Regions from separate parts of the Homo sapiens genome. Here region 1 is linked to region 2. The links are chromatin contacts, found by Hi-C or POLR2A ChIA-PET in ENCODE. All regions are on one chromosome and are shown on one strand. Each heading gives the region's core, a stretch centred on a gene start or an enhancer-like site at or near the end of the contact. The rest is flanking DNA. Distances are from core to core; before and after follow the strand shown. Region 1 overlaps EP400 (E1A binding protein p400). Region 2 has its middle 12 kb from the start of ULK1.

Region 1 (4,703 bases), core at 681-3,180, 100 kb before region 2:
CTAGCTGCATACTGATCACTGTGATAAAATCAAATAATGGGGAACATGGGGTTTATGACACTCTATTTTGATACACATTTCTTTTAATTCCCCTAATGAAGTTGAACAAAATAAATGCTTAGTCATCCAACCCAAAGTAAGTGCTAAGGGCTGGGCAGTGACTCTCAAACACAGGGCTGCAGACTGGTGGCTGCAGGGACCTCACAGCCTGCAGGGCCCCAGCGCTCAAGCTTGTCCCTCTCCGCCTAACTGCTACACGTGACCTCTCCCACCCTCGTCTACTGCCCATATGAAAGCAGCCCAAGACTGCAGGCTTTATCACAAAAACGCAGACTGCCCCCATGAGTCTGCTTCCAACAGAAAAGGCTAACCCTTGGTTTTCATCTTGTGTCTACTGATTCCCAAGCCATGCTGAATTGACCAGGCATTCGGTTTTACGCCATCACATTCTTGACAATTAAAACTAAATGTGCTTCACCAACTGGAGTACATTTTACAACTTTCTTAAGCATGCTTACCAGAGTTATTTGTTCTGTCAGCGTATCCTGAGAACTGTCTTGGGACGAGGTGGCATTCTGAGCAGGACTCTGTGGTTTGGTGGGGGCAGATGCCACCACCCCTGGGGTCCGGGAAGTGACTGGAGATAGTGCCTTATTGGTGGCTGAGGAAGGTCTATTTACTGGAGAGGATCGAGCAGGGGAGGGTCCTGGGCCGGAGCCACTCACAGGCGCGAGGGACGAGGTAGAAGAGGTGGGCAGAGGCCGTGGGCAGGGCGGGGCAGGGTCCACAGGGAGCCTTGTCGATGCTACCATCTGTAAGGGCAGGGCACAAGTGGAGCAAGGTGAAGAAAAGATGTCGGGGCAGCCCACGGTGCCAAATACCTGAGCGCCCACAGCACCAGAGACGCGCACTGCCAGCACCTTCCGCTCCACGATGCAAGCAGACAAATCACATCGTATCCACAGCCCAACACTAACGTGTCCACAAATAATACATCCTCCCACTTCCACAAAACCAAATAGGAGTTTTCATTATGAACTATCTTTAGGCCATGCCCAGTGGCTCATGCCAGTAATCCCAACACTTTGGGAGGCTGAAGTGGGAGGACTGCTTGAGCCCAGGAGTTTGAGATGAGCCTGGGCTTTGACAAAGAAAGACCCCATCTCTACAAAAAAATTTAAAAATTAGCCAGGTGTGGTGGTGTGCACCTTTGGTCGCAGCTACATGGGAGGCTGAGGTGGGAGGACTGCTTGAGCCTGGGAGGTTGAGACTGCAGTGAGTCATGTTTGTGCCACTGTACTCCAGCCTGGGCAACGAAGCAAGACCCTATCTCAACAAAATATAAAATAAAATAAAATACAAATTCAGTGTGCCTCTCTCATGGCAGACAGGCTAAAAGGGTTAAAAAATCCTCCTCAGGCCAGGCGCAGTGGCTCACGCCTATAATACCAGCACTTTCAGAGGCCGAGGTGGGCGGATCACCTGAGGTCAGGAGTTCAAGACCAGCCTGACCAACATGGAGAAACCTCGTCTCTACTAAAAATACAAAATTAGCCGGGCATGGTGGCACATGCCTATTAATCCCAGCTACTCGGGAGGCTGAAGCAGGAGAATTGCTTAAACCCAAGAGGCGGAGGTTGTGGTGAGCTGAGATTGCGCCATTCTACTCCAGCATGGGGAACAAGAGCAAAACTCCGTCTCAAAAAAAGAAAAGTCCTCCTCTTCGCACCACCTCAACGACAGACTTAAAGTCACAGAGAACTGCTGCGACTCTGTGACTTAAATTCACAGAGAGCAGGGAAGGTGGGCTGAGTGAAGGCTCACACAAGATTTAGCCCGTTCAAAAGCTGAAGGGAGACAGAACCGCTAGAGCACACTCTCTCTGAGCGCCCGTCCCACGACGTGGGTCTGCTTTCTTCACCTCGGCAGCGCCGTCTCCCGGCTGGCCACAGGCGTTTGGAAATGAAGCTTTATTACAGCACAGCCACATCCACTTACGTGCTGTCCGTGAGCGGCTGTGTCTTCACTTCTGCCACAGAAACTGAACAGCTCGCAAAGCTGGAACATTTACTCCCTGGCCCTTGACTGAGAAAGTGTGCCAACCCTGGCTAACCTAGAAGTAACAGGTTCCTACAGACTTTGTAAAGCGCTTCTTTAAAATCATTTTCCAGGCTGGGTGTGGCGGCTCACGCCTGTAATCCCAGCATTTTGGGAGCCCAAGGTGGGTGGATTAGTTGAGGTTAGGAGTTTCAGACCAGCCTGGCCAACATGGCAAAAGCCCATCTCTACTAAAAAGTAAAAAAAAAAAAACAGTTGCCTAAGCATGCATAAGATATTATGTGCATTGTAAAATGATCAGTAAATGATTTCCTCTACTGTTGTTCTTAAGGAGAGAATATAAAGTTATTTAGAGAGCTAAATTGTGAAATAAATCATTTCTCTGCTGGAAAAAAAAAAAACCTAGTAGGGCGTGGTGGCGCATGCCTGTAGTCCCAGCTACTCGGGAGGCTGAGGCAGGAGAATGGTTTGAACCCAGGAGGCAGAGGTTGCAGTGAGCGGAGATCGTGCCACTGCGCTCCACCCTGAGGGACAGAGTGAGACTCTGACTCAAAAAAAAAAAAGATAAAATAAAATAAAACCATTTTCCACAGCTGAGTTTTTCAGTAACACAGGCAGGTAAATTAAATCTAAGAAAAACCACGGAGCTGCTTTAAGTCAGTATGTGGCTCGATGTGAGGAAGTGTTCAAAATAGAATCATTTCCACAAAAACCTAAAGCAAGCAATGTAAGGCCTAGAAGAGCTCAGCTGCCCTGGCATGTGTCGCCTTTCTCAAAGTGGGTGTACAAGGCTTCCCTGCAGACTTGCACAAAAGGCTCCCAACTACAGCCCCCCCAGTTGCTGGCTTTTCTGGCCTCTGGTTTTTTTAATCTATAAAATGGAGATAGTAAAGATTCTACCTCATAAGGTTGTCAGGTAAAGGAAATAAACAATGCCAATAAATCGCTCATCACAGTGCTTGACACCACACCTCACAAGTGGTGAATAAGAGATAGCTATTATTGTTACTATTATTTCATCGTTATATACTTAAGACTTTGCCATAAATCTCAAACATAAAGAACCTGTAGGCCGGGTGCGGTGACTCACGCCTGTAATCCCAGCACTTTGGAAGGCCAAAGCCAGCGGATCACCTGAGGTCAGGAGTTCAAGACCAGCCTAACCCATGGAGAAACCTCGTCTTTACTAAAAACACAAAATTAGCCGGCATGGTGGCAACATGCCTATAATCCCAGCTACTCGGGAGCTGAGGCAGGAGAATCGCTTGAACCCAGGAGGCAGAGGTTGTGGTGAGCCGAGATCGGGCCACTGCACTCCAGCCTGGGTAACAAGAGCGAAACTCCGTCTAAAAAAAAAAAAAGAAAAAGCACTTGTAGCTTGGGCAGCATGGCGAAATCCCATCTCTACAACAATACAAAAATCAGCCAGGTGTAGTGGTGTGCGCCTGTAGTCCCAGCTACTCAGGGGGCAGGGACAGGAGGATCATCTAAGCCCAGGAAGTAGAGGCTGCAGTGAGCAGAGATCGTGTCACTGCATTCCAGCCTGGGTGACAGAGCCAGACCCTGTTTCAAAACAAACAAACAAAAACCCTGAACTTAAAGCCCACCTAGGAAATTCCTTTGTTAGTGAGGGAGAAGGCAAAAGGAAGGGAAGACTCTCTGCAGTGGGCTCCCCACGCCCTGATGTGCATCAAACAGTGGAGAACCAAGGGGGCTGAGAGTCCTCCCCGGCCTCCCTGTCAGTGCCCTGTTGACGGCTGGCACCGAGGCTGTGGCATTTCGCTATTCCTTAGGAACCGAAACCAGTTTACTGTGGACATCCCAAAAACACACTGGGTAAAATTAATCAGTGGAGGAGGAGGGGCATTTTAACTACCTGAAATGTGTATCAAGCTGCATCAGTAACGCCTTACACATGTGTATCAAGCTGGATCAGTAACACCTTACACACATTTGCAGAGCATATAGCATCCCAAAAGCAGCAAAGCAGGCGTCCAGGGAGCACGTCTGGTGGGTGGTGTCCAACATGGTTTTGCACTCACATGGAGCTAGGGTCAAGCCCCGCTCATCACTTCATCGCCATGTAACCTGGGGCCAGCCCCAGAACCTCTGAGTATGTGTCTCCACACTGGTAGAATGGGTCGCTGCCACCTACCTGAGGGTTGCTAGGCAGATCATAAGGGATAACTGACACCATGCCCTTCACACAACATATGGGTGAGTAAGGAGGGACCCCTGGTACTAAGAGTGACAATAATAACAGTTGTCTATTATTATTATTATTTTTTTTTTTTTTTTGAGACAGAGTCTCACTCTGTCACCCAGGCTGGAGTGCAATGGTGTGATCTCAGCTCAGTGCAACCTTCACCTCCCAGGTTCAAGTGATTCTCCTGCCTAAGCCTTTGAAGTAGCTTGGACTACAGGCACTTGCCACCACGCCTGGCTAATTTTTGTATTTTTAGTAGAGACAGGGTTTCGCCATGTTGGCCAGGTTGGTCTCGAACTCCTGAGCTCAGGTAATCCACCCGCCTCAGCCTCCCAAAGGCTGGGATTACAGGCGTGAGTCACCAAACCCAGCCCAGTTCTCTATTACTTTAATAAAGATAATATCATAGAGCCAAATAAAACTGTATTGCAAGTACTGA
Region 2 (4,706 bases), core at 453-2,952:
TGGGAGGTGGAAGTTGCAGTGCTCCGAGATTGTGCCACTGAACTCCAGCCTGGCAACAGAGCTAGAGTCTGTCTCCAAAAAAAAAAAAAAATCAACTTTATCGGGGGGTATAATCCACATACAATTAAAGGTTCACATTCTAAGAGTTCAGTTCAGTGAGTTTTGACAAACGTACAAACCCATTTATCCACTCCCAATCAACACAGAGCATTTCTATCGCCCAAAAGTTATCTCCCGCTCTTTCCCATTCAAACCCCACCCCAGGCCAAAAGTGATCTGATTTCAAGGCTATCAATGAGTTTGCATCTTCTAGAATCCCACAGAAGTGGACTCTGCAGCCGGGTCTCTTCGTTTGCGTCTTGGTTTGGGCCCATGTGCACTCATCCCTCTGGCTGTTTCCCGTGGCTGAGCGAGATCCATCCTTTCCCGTGACTGAGTGGGGGGGCCATCCTCTCCCTTGGCTGAGTGGGATCCATCCTTTCCCGTGGCTGAGTGGGGGGCCATCCTTTCCCGTGGCTGAGTGGGGGTCATCCTTTCTGTGGCTGAATGGAGGGCCATCCTTTGCCGTGGCTGAGTGGGGGTCATCCTTTCTGTGGCTGAATGGAGGTCCATCCTTTGCCGTGGCTGAGTGGGGGTCATCCTTTCTGTGGCTGAATGGAGGGCCTTCCTTTCCCATGGCTGAGTCGGTGGGGGGGCATCCTCTCCCGTGGCTGAATAGGGGGATCCATCCTTTCCTGTGACTGAGTGGGGGTCATCCTTTCTGTGGCTGGAGGGCCATCCTTTCCCGTGGCAGAGTGAGGGGCCATCCTTTCCTGTGGCGGAGTGAGGGGACATCCTGTCCCATGGCTGAGCAGGATCCATCCTTCCCGTGGCTGAGTGGGGGTCCATCCTCTCCCGTGGGTGAGCGGGCGTCCATCCTCTCTCGTGGCTGAGTGGGGGCCATCCTTTTCCATGGCTGAGTGAGGGCCATCCTTTCATGTGGCTGAGAGGGATCCATCCTTTCCTGTGGCTGAGCGGGATCCATTCTTTCCCGTGGCTGAGTGGAGGCCCATCCTTAGGTACCTCCAGTGAGCAGCCTACATCCTTGGAGGATGGAAAATTGATTTGCCTCTTCACAGACTTCTCTGGTTCTAGCTTTGGGCTATTTATGCGTGAAGCTGCTAAGAACATTTCCCAAATGTGATTTGTATAAATACCTAGGAGTAGGATTCCTAGTGTGAGGTCAGAGTCTGTCTAGCAGCATAAAAACAACCAAAAGATTTTCTGAGCCTCAGGGCACATGGGTGGGGCCCAGAGAGCACCCAGGACCGAAGCTGCCCAGGACCTCCCTCAAGCGCCCCAGGCTGTCCCCACTCCCACTGCTAGGAGCCTGCTCCAGGGCCAAGGGTGAGGCCCACCCTGCCTGGTGGCTCCCTCATGCCCCTCCGGCACCCCCAGGAGTGAGGGTGGGCTGCCAAGCTTCCCTTCCTCCACTTCCTTCTCTAACATGCCCACCCCTCCTTTTTTTTAAACAAAGAGGCTGGAGGCCCTAGGATCCAGCCTGGTGGCTCCGAGATCTACCTAAAGCGCCCTAGTGGAGGACAAAGATTTTTTCAGGAGATCAGAACTCTGACTTCTGCAGCTCTCTGGGGCTGGGCTGTGGAATGGAAGCAGCTTGGGACAGGAAGCGGGTGTGGCTCCTCCTAAAGGAGCTACACGTTGTTTTGTTCTCTTTTTTGACAGACTCTCCCTGTGTCACCAGGCTGGAGTGAGTTACATGATCTCGGCTCACTGCAGCCTTGACCTCCCACACTCCAGCGATCCTCCCACCTCAGCCTCCTGAGCAGCTGGGACTACAGGCGCACGCCACTCCAGCTATTTTTTTTAATTTTTGTGGAGATGGGGGTCTCACTATGTTGCCCAGGCTAGTCTGGAACTCCCAAACTCAATGAATCCTCCCGCCTCGGCCTCTTGAAGTGCTGGGATTACAGGCATGAGCCACCAGGCACAGCTAACTTAATCCTCTGAGAGGTCTTTTTTTTTTTTTTTGAGACGGAATCTCACTCTGTCACCCAGGCTGGAGTGTAGTGATGAGATCTCAGCTCACAGCAAGCCCCGCCTCCAGGGTTCACACCATTCTCCTGCTTCAGCCTCCCGAGTAGCTGGGACTAAGGCGCCGACCACCACGCCTGGCTAATTTTTTGTATTTTTAGTAGAGACGGTGTTTCACCGTGTTAGCCAGGATGGTCTCGATCTCCTGACCTCATGATCCGTCCGCCTCAGCCTCCCAAAGTGCTGGGATTATAGATGTGAGCTACCACACCTGGCCCATCCTCTGAGAGGTCTTCTTATCGTCCCTCCCATTTTCCTGAGGGGATAACAGATGCACAGAGGATCTAGCCGAGGCTCCCTGTGGCACCTGGAGGGGACTCAGGCAAGTTCATGCTCTCAGCTCTCTGACCTGCCCTAGGATTCAACCCACCCAGGTAGGGGAGAATCCGGGTGGCATCTCCAGGCTTTTGGCGCCTATCTGTGACCACTGTTTGGGAAAATGATCTGGAACATGTGAACAATGATGCGGCTCACACTTGGCTGTCACGTGGGAGCCTCATTTACTAGGTCCACCCACGAATTGCTTAATGATCTAGGACAGGCTGGCGTGATGGTTTACCTGTGTAATCCCAGCATGCTGGGAGGCTGAGTTGGGCAGATTGCTTGAGCCCAGGAATTTGAGACAAGCCTGGGCAACTTAGTAAGACCCCGTCCCTACTAAAAATTAAAAATTAGCCAGGCATGGTGGTGCACACCTGTAGTCCCAACTACTCAGGAGGCTGAGTGGGAGGATCACTTGAGCGTGGGAGGTCAAGGCTGCAGAGAGCTGAGACTGTGGCACTGCACTCCAACTCAGGAGGCTAAGTGGGAGGATCACCTGAGCTTGGGAGGTCAAGGCTGCAGTGAGCTGTGACTGTGGCACTGCACTCCAGCTTTCATGACAAAGTGAGACCCTGTCTCACTCTGAAAAAAAAAAAAATCTAGGACAAGAGTCAGCAAACAACCGGGCACAATGGCTCACGCCTGTAATCCCAGCACTTTGAGAGGCCGAGGAGGGCAGATCATCTGAGGTCAGGAGTTCAAGACCAGCCTGGCCAACACGGTGAAACCCTGCCTCTACTAAAAATACAAAAATTAGCCGGGTTTGGTGGTGGGCACCTGTAATCCCAGCTGCTCGGGAGGCCGAGGCAGGAGAATCTTTTGAACCTGGGAGGCGGAGGTTGCAGTGAGCACAGATTGCAGCATTGCACTCCAACCTGGGCAACAGAGAAAAAAAAAAAAAAAAAAAAAAAAATCAGTAAACGTTTTCAGTAAACCTTTCCTGCAAAGGTCCAGGTAGTATATACATCTTCAGCTCTGCAGCCACACAGGCTCTATCGCAACTGCTTAACACTCTGCAATGGTAGTGTAACCGCCCAAGGGGTTCACCTTGCCCACTGCTGAAACAAAGCTGATTCGTGGAGACAGGGGAATTGCAATCGAGAAAGAATAATTGGGACGGGTGCGGTGGCTCGTGTCTGTAATCCCAGCACTTTGGGAGGCCAAGGCAGGTGGATCACCTGAGGTCAGGAGTTCAAGACCAGCTTAACTAACATGGCAAAACCCCGCCTCTACTGAAAATACAAAAATTAGCCGGTCATGGCAGTGCACACCTGTAGTCCCAGCTACTTTGGAGGCTGAGGCAAGAGAATCACTTGAACCCAGGAGCCGGAGGTGGCAGTGAGCCGAGATCGCACCACTGCACTCCAACCTGGGCAACAGAGCAAGACTGTCTCCAAAAACAACAACAACAACAACAACAACACAACAAAAAAGAGTAATTCATGCAGAGCCGGCTGTGTGGGAGACCAGAGTTTTATTATCACTCAAATCAGTTTTCCCGAGCATTTGGGGAGTAGAGTTTTTGTTTTTTCTTGTTGTTTTTTTCACACACAACGTGGGTGAATCTTGAAAACATGATTCTTGTGAAAGAAGACAGACGCAAAAAGACATATTGAGATAAAGGACTAGCTGGATTTCCTAGGCCGACTAAGAATCCCTAAGCCTAGCTGGGAAGGTGACCGCATCTACATTTAAACACGGTGCTTGCAACTTAGCTCACACCCAACCAATCAGGTAGTAAAGAGAGCTCACTAAAATGCTAATTAGGCTAAAACAGGAGGTAAAGAAATAGCCAATCATCTAACACCTGAGAGCACAGAGGGAGGGACAATGATTGGGATATAAACCCAGGCATTCGAGCCGGCAATGGCAACCCCCTTTGGGTCCCCTCCCATTTTATGGGAGCTCTGTTTTCACTCTATTAGATCTTGCAACTGCACATTCTTCTGTTCTGTGTTTGTTACGGCTCGAGCTGAGCTTTCACTTGCCGTCCACCACTGCTGAATGCCACCATCGCAGACTCGCTGCTGACTTCCACCTGTCCAGGTCCGGCAGGGTGTCGGCTGTGCTCCTGATCCAGTGAGGCGCCCATTGCCACCCCCCATCAAGCTAAAGGCTCGCCATTATTCCTGCACAGCTAAGTGCCCAGGTTCATGCTAATCAAGCTGAACACTAGTCGCTGGGTTCCACAGTTCTCTTCCATGACCCACGGCTTCTAAGAGAGCTATAACACTCACAGCATGGCCCAAGATTCCATTCCTTGGAATCAGTGAGGCCAAGAACCCCAGGTCAGA

What was found. A loop is a pair of places that touch in the nucleus more often than their neighbours do. ChIA-PET counts read pairs that join two places held with the same protein, here RNA polymerase II (POLR2A). Pooled maps may share reads with other maps.
Region 1: a loop to region 2 is called in a map of astrocyte of the cerebellum, with 9 times the contacts of the local background. The contact joins two enhancer-like sites. A Hi-C loop is called at or near these places in 2 of 168 maps with a recorded cell type or tissue (astrocyte of the cerebellum and brain microvascular endothelial cell) and 1 of 50 pooled maps. POLR2A ChIA-PET finds 5 or more read pairs at or near these places in 2 of 52 experiments (MCF 10A and T-cell).

The regions. Positions count from the first base shown.
Region 1 is chr12:131,982,623-131,987,325 of GRCh38, reverse strand. EP400 (E1A binding protein p400) reads right to left here. Exons shown (of 53, transcript NM_015409.5): 6 at 519-812. Among named protein-coding and RNA genes, the nearest start is that of EP400, 35 kb to the right of the region's middle. RefSeq lists enhancers at 1-3, 676-1,295. Within about 2 kb of position 1,930, at least 7 of the 41 ENCODE cell types and tissues checked have a DNase peak (open chromatin) inside an H3K27ac peak, as active enhancers do.
Region 2 is chr12:131,880,272-131,884,977 of GRCh38, reverse strand. No RefSeq gene overlaps it. Among named protein-coding and RNA genes, the nearest start is that of ULK1, 12 kb to the left of the region's middle. Within about 2 kb of position 1,702, at least 3 of the 41 ENCODE cell types and tissues checked have a DNase peak (open chromatin) inside an H3K27ac peak, as active enhancers do.